2 separate regions of the Homo sapiens genome follow, and region 2 is linked to region 1. A link is a loop called in an ENCODE intact Hi-C map of the cell type or tissue named here. Cell type or tissue: gastrocnemius medialis. All regions are shown on one strand. Each heading gives the region's core, and the rest is flanking DNA. Links, peaks and the distances in the headings are about the cores only. Region 1 has its middle 14 kb from the start of RAMAC. Region 2 overlaps FSD2 (fibronectin type III and SPRY domain containing 2).

Region 1 (5,379 bases), core at 236-5,235:
CACAGATAAACCCTCATAAAGATGCTTACCTAACCTCCCCAGTGGTCATGAATCTTGGAAGAAAGTCTGAAGACATGACTAGCTGCACGTCTTTACCCTAAAAGCTTGCTATTTATAAAGGGCGGATGCGGGGATCTACGATTCTTATGGCTGCCTAGACATCACTTCTGTTCATAAGTCCCTATGAAATGTTTCCCTCTGAGAAGCTGGGTTTGTCAGCCTCTTTCTTCGTCCTCTAAGCTCCCTCAGCCTTTGTGGGTAGGTTCACATACACCTACTGACCAAGGAACACTCCTCATTCACTTCTGCATTTTAGAGATCCAGGAACTAAAGCTACAATAAATGTTTACTTAAAGAGACGAAGAGACATCTAAGTGCATACAGTAAATGAGATAGGTAAGACATGGAGCCAGACGTTTTATTTGAAAATTATCTTTATGAAATTGAAACCATAGTAATAAACTTAGGGAAGATGCAGGGATAGAAAGAGAACAGTAACTGAAAGTTAACACTTTAGAAATTCCAACAATTACTGGATAGTAAAAATAAAAATAAAAAACTCTATAAATGAAATAGAGGAAAATTAACTTAAATAGAACCTTTGTATCCTCAACAACTACAGAAGATGCCTGCCACACCCATGGAATAAATGTTTGTTTAACTGAAACGAACACAACAGCTGGATGAAAAGAGACCTAGGATATCTGATGGCGGTGAAAGAGGATTATCATGTGGAAAATAACTCATGCCTAAACACTGTGAGGATCATACATGGTAAGTGAGGGGCAAAGGCTCCATCCAGCTTATAGGTGGTAGCTGAAGCCATAGGAATAGATACAATTGCACATGCAGAGTATGCAGAATGAGAAGAATTTTGAGCAAGACCTCCTCAACCTGACCAGAAACTTTTCTTGCCTGAGGCAGGGGGAGGACAGAGCTGTCAGCAGGGCTTGGGGACTATTAGGAGTATCTAGATCAGCAGATAATTTGAGAGGGCCCAAGAGAAGGAGAGGCCTATGTTTTGGGGCCTGAGAGAGGTTTCTTATCGCCAGTGATTTTATCACCAGGGCTCTGAAAAATGGATAGGACACTTCCTTCCAAACAATGTAATCTTCCCTGAAAATGGACCTAATAACATGCCTCACATTACCATCAAGGCTAAATTGGACTCCACTGACTCATAATTCTTTTTTTATCTTTGGTTTTGATCCTTACTTCCCATACAACTCAGTAAATGACAGCACTGCTCTTCTTCTACTGAATAATCTATTTCAAGGATGGGCAGTGGAGACTCTATAGTTGTGTTTGCTATTATTACCTGTGCCATAGTAGAATCCTTTATAGCATTCATGTCGAATGTAAAGGAAAAGAGAACAAACAAAACGAAGTAGATTGATATCTTGCTAGGTAAATCCTCTGAGATAAAATTTCTTTCAAATGGAGTCAGCTGTGTAAGAAAAAAAATGGCCTCTTCTTGCCATGCTGTGTTTTGCATGGATGTTGTGGCTAAGAAACAGCCTTTGACTACAATAATATGTGGGTAAAAATATCTCCAGCTCCTGTTTGTCTAAAAATGGCCCAAGATAAATAAGCCTTATCGCTGGCAAAATTCAATTCCCTTTGGCAGATATTTGTTAATCACCAGCTGTGTTCCAGAGCCTGTGCTGAGGACACAGAGGTGAAAAGCCATAGTCCATGGCCCCTGGTAACTCCTGGATACCCAGACATAAGGAAGGGACTCCCTGAATTATTGATGGGAAGAAAACAGTCCATTCAAAGGGAAGATGTATTCCTCATTGTAAATTAATACACGGGCACCTGTTTACTGAGAACATCATGAGCTTGGTTAACGTAACCCAATTCTTGATAATGAGCAGCTCTGGATTTCTGGATGTTTTCAGCTAAAGATTGGGCTCTGGATCGTGCCATAGGTGCAGGTAAGTAAAATTATGGGGGGTAGGGAAGAGGAAGCTCATGTGCTCCTTCCTGTAGTCCTAACTTCCACAGGGCACTGGGGCATGGCTCGTTTCTAACATTGGTGATTCCTATCCTTTCTCAAGAATTCTGAATCAGGTGAGAGAGAGAGAGATAGCGAGAGAGAGAGCAAGAGAGACAGATACATACACACACACACACACACACAGACACAGAGAAAGATAAACAGAAGCTGTTGAGGAGGCAGAGCTGCTAAGGGTATCATTTTTTTTTCTACTTTGACACCATTTTCAAATAAATTTTAGTAATTGTGTCACTATCCAGCCTGGATGGATAGCCAGCTTCACTTTGACATTTCTCTTTAGATGCAACAACCTTACAGTGGAGAATTTATTTAAAATTTTAAATAGATTTTAGAGGATTCTTGGAAGCAAGAAACTATGGCTCTTGCCATTAATCTCTGACTGTGCTAAAATCAGTCCAGTTCTGGGCCAGTGCTTCAAAACCCTTCCTTTACTGTGCAAGGACAGAACAGAACTGATATGGGGGTGGGGGAGGGAACTAGCTATTTCTGCCACAGCCAATAGTAATATTATGACTGTCATCTTTCCAAGAGGTACATCAGGACACAGACTACTCAAAGGTAGATGTCTGGACACTAAGATTTTAATCATTAACTCCTGCCCTTAAGGTTTTCCAGGCCTAAATCTCCTCTTCTATTCTCTGTGCCATATTATCCTGGGGTTTCAACCAAGTGCTTCAAGGTTGTATATTCGAGCTAGCTTGCTAGCGTCCTCCCTTCCTTCTTTTGCTCTTAGGTATAATTTACCTACCATAAAATTCACCCATTGTAAGTGTACAATTCATGATTTGTAGCACATTTATGGAGTGTGCAGCCATCACCCCTATGTAGTTTCAGAATGTTTCCATTAGCCCAAAAAGATCCTTAATGCTCATTTGTAGTCAATCCCTATCCTACCCTAACCCAGGCAATCACAAATCTGCTTTATGTCTCTATCAGAGCTTCTTTTTTGAAGAAAATTTTGGCCTTAACCATCCAAGAACTCCTGCACCTCTACCTGAAGGTGGGGTGCCCTTCTGGCTAAGAATACAAATTATGTTCTTAAAGTTTTACAATAGAATGCAACTTTATGCTGGTGTGTCTGTTGCAGGCCATGGCCACGTCGGCCATGGAAAGCACCCGAGTGGAAATAAATAGAAAATTCTTCTCCTGCCTCAGCCTCCTGAGTAGCTGGATTACAGGCATGTGCCACCACACCTGGCTAATATTTTGTATTTTTAGTAGAGATGTGGTTTGTCCATGTTGGTCAGGCTGGTCTCCAACTCCTGACCTCAGGTGATCTGCCCACCTGGGCCTCCCAGGTGGAGGTTGCAGTGAGCTGAGATGGCGCCACTGCACTCCAGCCTAGGCAACGAGAGCAAAACTCTGCCTTAAAAAAAAAAGAAAGAAAGAAAATTCTTAGGCACTGCAGTAGAGGTACAAGAAAATGGAGATTGCCTCAAGTGCTGGCACAGCAGGAATTTCAAAGCCTCAGATATGGATAATAACCGCAGGTGACGTGGCCTTCTGAGTAACAAAATGCTTTATATGGAGGTAAAAGTTGTATCTGGGTGCTAAGCAGTGAGCCCACAGTTCTACATGCTTTGGATCTGGTGGACATCTTACTCTCTGTGAGTTCTCAAGAATCATTAAATTCGGAGTATACCTCCATGAGGTACAAAAGAGGCAGGCAACAGGGAGCCTCCCTGCCTCCTTGTCTCATTTATATCTTGCACTGCTCTACTCCAGCTTCAGGAATAAGTCAAAGTAAAAGGAACTATAAACTGTGTCCAGGTTGTCTCTTGAACCCTGACAGGCTCCAACTTCTGGCTACAGCAGTGTCTAATATGAAAGCAAACAGACCTTGCTTCAATCAAAACCACAAAACATCTGCATTCTAGTCTCTCACCACAGAGCAATCTTGACCACCCTGCCATCCAGCTCCTATGTCTCAGAAATATGCCTCAAATATGTTTTTCTGTAGGTTCCTGAGTTATCCCTTCCATGGGCAGGGCACAGGCTTTGAAAAAAGAACTGGCTTTAAATCTCATTTCTCCTGCTTGCTTATCATAACTGCCCGTCATCTGTAAGCCTGGATTGTAAGAGAGGGATAATATGTAGCCAGGTAGGTTGTTGTGAGAATGAGTAAATATAAATATAAAGCTCTGCCCAGTGCCTGGCATGTAGTAAATGCTCGGTATTTACTACATAATGGTAGCGCTAGTAGTCTTCATATTTTAACATGGTTGTTTTCATAGGACAATGACAAAATGTTTGTATTAGAACCTCTCCCTTCTCAAGCCAAGTTAGAGTGTTTTATTTTGGTTTGGAAAACAGTGCAACTGTTTGTTAATGCTTATCATCTAGGCTATAGAAAACACATCATAGTTCATAAAATCATTATAATCTCATTTTGGAATCAGGAAACTGAGGCTCAGAGAAGAATCTCAGCAAAGTCACTCAGGTCATCTGCATCCATCTAAAGCCAATGTCTGGCCAGGCATGGTGGCTCATGCCTGTAATTCCAGCACTTTGGGAGGCTGAGGTGGGCGGATCACATGAGGCCAGAAGTTCAAGACCAGCGTGGTCAACATGCTGAAACACTGTCTCTACTAAAAATACAAAAATTAGCCAGGCATGGTGGTGCACACCTGTAATCCCAGCTACTCGGGAGGCTGAGGCAGGAGAATCACTTGAGCCCAGGAGTCTGAGGCACGAGGGTCACTTGAACCCAGGATGCAGAGGTTGCAGTGCACAGAGATCGTGCCACTGCACTCCAGCCTGGGTGAAAAAATTAAGCCAATGTCCTTCCCACTTAAAAATACTAAAGATCAGCCAGCCGTGGTAGCTCACACCTGTAATCCCAGCACTTTGGGAGGCAGAGGCGGGTGGATCACCTGAGGTCAGGAGTTCGAGACCAGCATGACCAACATGGAGAAAACCCATCTCTACTAAAAATACAAAATTAGCCAGCCGTGGTGGCACGTGTCTGTAGTCCCAGCCACTCGGGAGGCTGAGGCAGGAGAACAGCTTGAACCCGGGAGGTGGAGGTTGCAGTGAGCCGAGATCGCGCCATTGCACTCCCGCCTGGGCAACAAGAGCAAAACTCTATCTCAAAAAAAAAAAAAAATACTAAAGGTCTCCATAGAGCAAAGGTTCTCCACTCACCTATGGGAGGGGCAGACTTCTACCTACCATGGTGAAAACAGAGTCAATACACGACAATGTCTAATTAGAATGAATATGCTCTAATCTGAGGAGAGAGACATATTTCCCTAGGTAAGGGTCACAGTTCATATTCCAAATATGACTGGGATGATATTGCACAGGGGCTCCCTGGGGGCACTTGGGAGAGAAGACTAGTAAAGAGCTCTGTGAGTCAC
Region 2 (5,379 bases), core at 269-5,268, 210 kb before region 1:
CTATATCACTATCCATGCTCTACATCCTGTGTACTTTGAAAAATGGCAGAAATGAAAACCTGTCACAGGAATTTCCTAACCCTGCTACCTACAGATATTTGAAGAGCTCTTTGTGTCAACAGGCTAGTCTAGGCTACTGGGATAAACACTTGGAATATGATCTAAACGTGTCAGAGGAAGCCTGCCTGTCTCTAGCCCATTTCACCTTAATTTAACTAAGCAGCTGCCAGAAGCTATGAGTCGTTTCTTCTACTTTCTATGCTACCACCAATAAAGTCTAATACTATGAGCCAAAAATGCAAGTCTGCTAGGAGACCTTATCCTAGGATACCTTACCTTCATTCTCCACTTGTAACGTGTGTGCACGTGTGTGCGTGCACGCACACACACACACACACACACCCTACATCTGTAAGAAACTGGCTTGGCTCTAGCACTTGGACTGTAGCTTTTGCCCTTCTTTTGTCATTCTTCTGTTTCCACCCCTCTTCTATTGTGTCTTCTTACCCCCTTTATTCTTCCCTCTACACGTGGACTTCTAGGCTTTCTTTATGCTCCCTTAGTTTTACTCTGCCCCTTGTTCTTGCCTTTCTAAAGAAGAGACTTTGCTCTTTAGTCTTACTTCAGGCAGAATCCCCAAATAAAGTATCTGCCTCAGTGTATAGTAATTCTTGGATTCCCCAAACTGGGTGTGAGGTTTAGTAGATTTCATTAGAGTCTTCATCTGTTATCGGAGGGGAAGTTGGTTTTCCCACTTATGCTTGGGCATGACACATAATGTGTAAATAACCATGATAGAGGATCATGGGCAGAGAGCATTGGATGAACATTAATAGGATTCATCAAATCAAGGAGGGTCAGAGGCCCCATTTTACAAGGTGTGATAGGAAAGCAGTGTGGGGTCTTGTTTTTCAGTTTTTGAGGTGAAGGAAGGTTGTAACCATGGCCTTCTAAGTCTGAAAGTGTATTCATTGGCCTGGGCTTCGTGAGACTTTTTTTCCCACTATATGGAACTACTCCATGTGTAAAGACAGAGTGCCCAGCAGCAGGAGCAAACCAGAATTAGCCATAACTACTAAGCCTCTTGCCCACATTTACTTAAAAAGATGGAACTGGGGCTTCAAAGCAAACTGTATTGGCTTAATACTAAAGGTGAACAGAAATGAAAAATCTATCACTTAAGTGGTTAGGAATGAAATCTTTGGAACCAGACTGCTTGAGTTTGAATCCAAGTTCCAAATCCATGTCGTTTGGATTATCTAATTGCTGTGAGGTGTGGTCTTCTTATTTTTATTCTTTTATTTTATTTTATTTTTTTATTTTATTATTTTTTTTTTTTTAGAGACGGGGTCTTGCTATGTTGCCCAAGCTGGCTTTGAAGTCCAGGGCTCAAACAATACTCCTACCTCACTCTCCTGAGTAGCTGGGACTACAGGTGCACACCACTGCACCCAGCATTCTGATTTTTCAAATGAGATAACACAATTGTGAGAAGTAAATGAGATAATGCATGTAAGAGTACTTGGCACATAATTCTCCATAAATTTTAGCTATTTTTAGTTGAAGAAAAGCTGCTCTTTCTCCTCTTACTTGGACTTTAGGGAAAGTGGCTGGCAGCAACTCCTGAAATATCTTAAAATATTTGTAAAATATAACGTGTGTCTTAATTATTGCTAGTGAAAAGGTCTTGCTGTAATCTTTCAAAAGCAAATTTTAATTGTGAGTATCCAGATTTTACTTTACCTTGATGATGCAAATGTGTGCCTCATGCACCAGGAGAGGCAATTTGCTCCCAGATCCTCCTGTTTACGGACATCTGCAAAGGCCACACCAACTCTGTAGTCCAAATGCTCATCCACCTCCACCTCCCAGTAATGGTGCCCTCGGACTGGAATTAGATTTCCCATGACAGCAACACACCTGGTTTTAGAAAGTGGAAGCATGTGTGATCTGGGGTGCCCCAAGCCTGGCTGTGCAGGTCAGTGATGCCAGTTGCTGGGATCAGTCAGTCGGTGGTCTACGAACGTGGTGGTAGGTGCTTCTGGACACTTAACTTGTAAAGTACCCTTAGCTCTCAAAGCTCAGTGGGCTGATACTGAAGATTTGAGATTATGTTACTGCTTGGTAATGGGAGAGGAGGAGGCACTAAACCAACAGAACAAGTTTTGTTTGCTCTTTAAAATGGTTGGGGCTTTCATAGAAAAAGGTTTGGTTCACTTGTTCATAAAAAAAGAAAAGGGTTGAAAATACACAACACAGCACGGTTAAGGGAACCATAAGCTTGAAGTTCACCACCATTGCTTATGGTACTAAATGAACATGGAAGGCCTTTGAGGTAGCCATCATGTTAGGGATGACTCCTGGTGGAATTCAGAGGCCAGCCCAAGGAGAACAAGATAGCAGATTCCTCACAGATCATTAAAATCTACCTCCACTGTTGCACTGGGAACAATTATACTGACAAAGATTAGAGTTATGTTTTGTTCTACATCAGCAAAGTATCAACAGAGGAAGGTTTTCAGTGAAAATCAAATTATACTGGTATCTCCAAAGTGAATATTCTACCTTCTTCAGGAGACTCCTACATTAACCAAAATATATATAGACCTCAACATCCCTAGAAAGATTTGTTCAGTTTAAAATTTTCTCTCTACTTTCAAAACCCCAAGTTCTTACTGCTCAAGCAAAGCTTTGGGAAGGAGGTTGCATGTTGGTTAACTTCTACCTCGGTTACCTCACCTATAAAATGAGGCCATCTCTGCTTCAAGCTCCAGACTCACATTTCCACTTGTTGTTTCAAATTCAGAATGTCCCAAATGGAAAAAGTCATATTCCCACCCCTCTTATCTACCAAAGTTTGGGGTGTAGTGGGGAGGGGTACATACTTCTCACATCTCCATTTTGGTTAATAGAGTCATTATCTACCCGGTAACCCCCTGGTGGAAAACTAAGATGGGAATAATGTAGTGGCTACAAGCTCACCTTCTAGTTTGATTCCTGCTTCAACCCTTAATAGCATTATACTCTTGGGCAAGTTACTTCTCTGTGTTTTAAGTATTCTCATCCGTCAACTGGGATTGGTAATAGTACAGGGCTGTTAGGATGATTGCATGAGATGAAATACATTTAGCACTTGGTAAGCACTCTATAAATATGGCAATATGATAGTCCCTGACTCATCTTCCTCTCTGTTGCCCTTTAAACAGGTGAGCACCTAGCCTTGTTGGTTTTATGTGCTCAACAGCAGTTGACTCCCCTGGCTCCTCTCACCCATGCTACTGCGTAGTCAAGCCCTCCATAGTCTCCTCTCTGGTCTCTGTTTCCCATCTGCCTTTGCCTTTCCCTCTCCCTCCCCAGCTCACGTTCTACCATGCACTGGAATCTTTCTGAAATGTAATCTGATCTTGTTCCCCTGCTTTAAATCCTCCAATAATTCTCACCACATAGAGGATAAAATCCTAACTTTTTGTGTGTATACTGGACTTTCTCCGACTTTCCTGCCTCATCTTCCACCTCTTCCCGTCATGGATCCTATACCGCAGACATACCAAATTCCTTATATTTCTCCAAACATGATCTTTCCGGCTTCTTTCATATGTACATGTACAAAGCAATTATCTGCCTTGAACTTTGGAACAGACTCACTCCATGGCCAGTTTTCCATCAGGAGTTTTGCTGTAAGGTACCACAGTGCAGGAGAGAGAGCACTGGGCTAACTGGTGGGAGACCTGGGTCCTTGTTTCTGTTCTCCCACTAGCCCACAGCATGACCCCTGTGAAGCAGGAGAACAGGGTCTGGGGGCAGGGAACCTAAGGACTTCCTAGAACTAAATTAAACGGAAAAACCCCAACCTTCTAAGTCCAAGTAAATAGCTTTGTATTTCAGCATGGCAGGAAACATCCTCTTCATTTGCATAGGGTGTACACCCAGTAAATGACTTTGTAACTTCACTTTAGCCACTTCATATACATAGGGTGTACACCAAGTAACCAGTGGGAACCTCTAGAGGATATTTAAACCCCAGAAAATTCTGTAACCCGGCCCTTAAGCCGCTTGCTTGGCCCACTCCCACCCTGTGGAGTGTGCTTTCGTTTTCAATAAATCTCTGCTCTTGTTGCTTCATTCTTTACTTGCTTTTTTTTTTTTTTTTTTTTGAGAAGGAGTCTCACTCTGTTGCCCAGGCTAGAGTGTAGTGGCGCCATCTCCGCCCCGCGGGTTCAAGCAATTCTTCTGCCTCAGCCTCCCGAGTAGCTGGGATTACAGGCACCCGCAACAGGCCCGGCTAATTTTTATATTTTTAGTAGAGATGGGGTTTCAGCATGTTGACCAAGCTGGTCTCAAACTCCTGACCTCAGGTGATCTGCCTGCCTCGGCTTCCCAAAGTGCTGTGATTACAGGCATGAGCCACCGTGCCTGGCCTCTTTCCTTGCTTTGTTTGTGCATTTTGTCCAATTCTTTGTTCAGAACGCCAAGAACTTGGACACCCTCCACTAGTAATTCCTGTCCCACCCTCATGACCTCTGGCTGCTCCAGCTCTGGCAGCCTAGGACCCAGGGACCATGCCCTCCCAGGGGACCGCGCCCTCTCCTGACCTCACCGTCCCAGGGGGCTCTTCTGCCTGCACCTGCCTGACCCCTCTTGCCCACACTCCTCTGGGTCCCCTCCCCATTAGGCTCCTCCCTCCTCACTCATTTGTAGGATTCCTTTTCCCTCGAGGCTGCCTCCGTGCCATATTCGGATTTGACCTGAATAACAGTGCACCTTCGGGAAGTTCACAGAACGCCCTTGTGAGCGGTTGACAAAGTACCTGGTGAAGTGAGTGTCGCTGGGTGACAGCTCCCTGGCGGGGGTTCTCCTTTCACTTCGTACAGCCGTAAGTCCGTCTTCAGAAATGGTCAGCCAGGGATGGCAAGTGTCCTTGTTTAGGCGAAAGTAGCTTCCTGTGGGAGGAGGAACACACAGAAGACCCGCAGCCAATCACTTGCTTTCTCCATGTGGGCGGTGGTCACCGGTTTAGCTTCGTGTGGGATACACCTAAGCCTGGACCTGGCCTAGTAATAGGCGTCCAGTTAACAAGGATGGCAATTGACACTCATCGGGCAGTCTTGTGTGCCTAGTATCCCCTTCAATCCTCACGACGACCCTTAGAAACAGGTGTCACTATTTCCATTTTGTAGATGAGGAAACAGAGGCACAAGGTGGTTAAGAAATCAGCTGGCAAATGATAGAACTTAAACTTGAACCCCAAGCCCCTCTGATTCCAGAGGCTGTGCTCTTTACCTCTAGCTGTAATGCCTGTGTATGGATAAGAATTTCTAACCTATTTGCCAAGGGAAATAGGAATTGAAGGACTTCTTAATGATCCATTTGACTTGCAAT

The links. Peaks named below come from ENCODE experiments on the same cell type or tissue, not always from the same donor. Only the 100,000 strongest peaks of a DNase experiment are listed, where the experiment ranks them.
Region 2: a loop joins it to region 1, with 3 times the contacts of the local background. A loop is called at or near these places in 18 of 110 quality-filtered maps.

Annotation. Positions count from the first base shown.
Region 1 is chr15:82,969,294-82,974,672 of GRCh38, forward strand. It overlaps a transcript of HOMER2 not described here. Among named protein-coding and RNA genes, the nearest start is that of RAMAC, 14 kb to the right of the region's middle. In gastrocnemius medialis, for the core only: no CTCF peak of the experiment used is centred there; no DNase peak of the experiment used is centred there; H3K27ac peaks cover 2,554 bases.
Region 2 is chr15:82,760,359-82,765,737 of GRCh38, forward strand. FSD2 (fibronectin type III and SPRY domain containing 2) reads right to left here. Exons shown (of 13, transcript NM_001007122.4): 11 at 4,808-4,940; 12 at 1,744-1,920. Among named protein-coding and RNA genes, the nearest start is that of SNHG21, 12 kb to the left of the region's middle. RefSeq lists a silencer at 3,045-3,245. In gastrocnemius medialis, for the core only: no CTCF peak of the experiment used is centred there; DNase peaks (open chromatin) are centred at 3,243, 4,703 and 4,890; H3K27ac peaks cover 5,000 bases.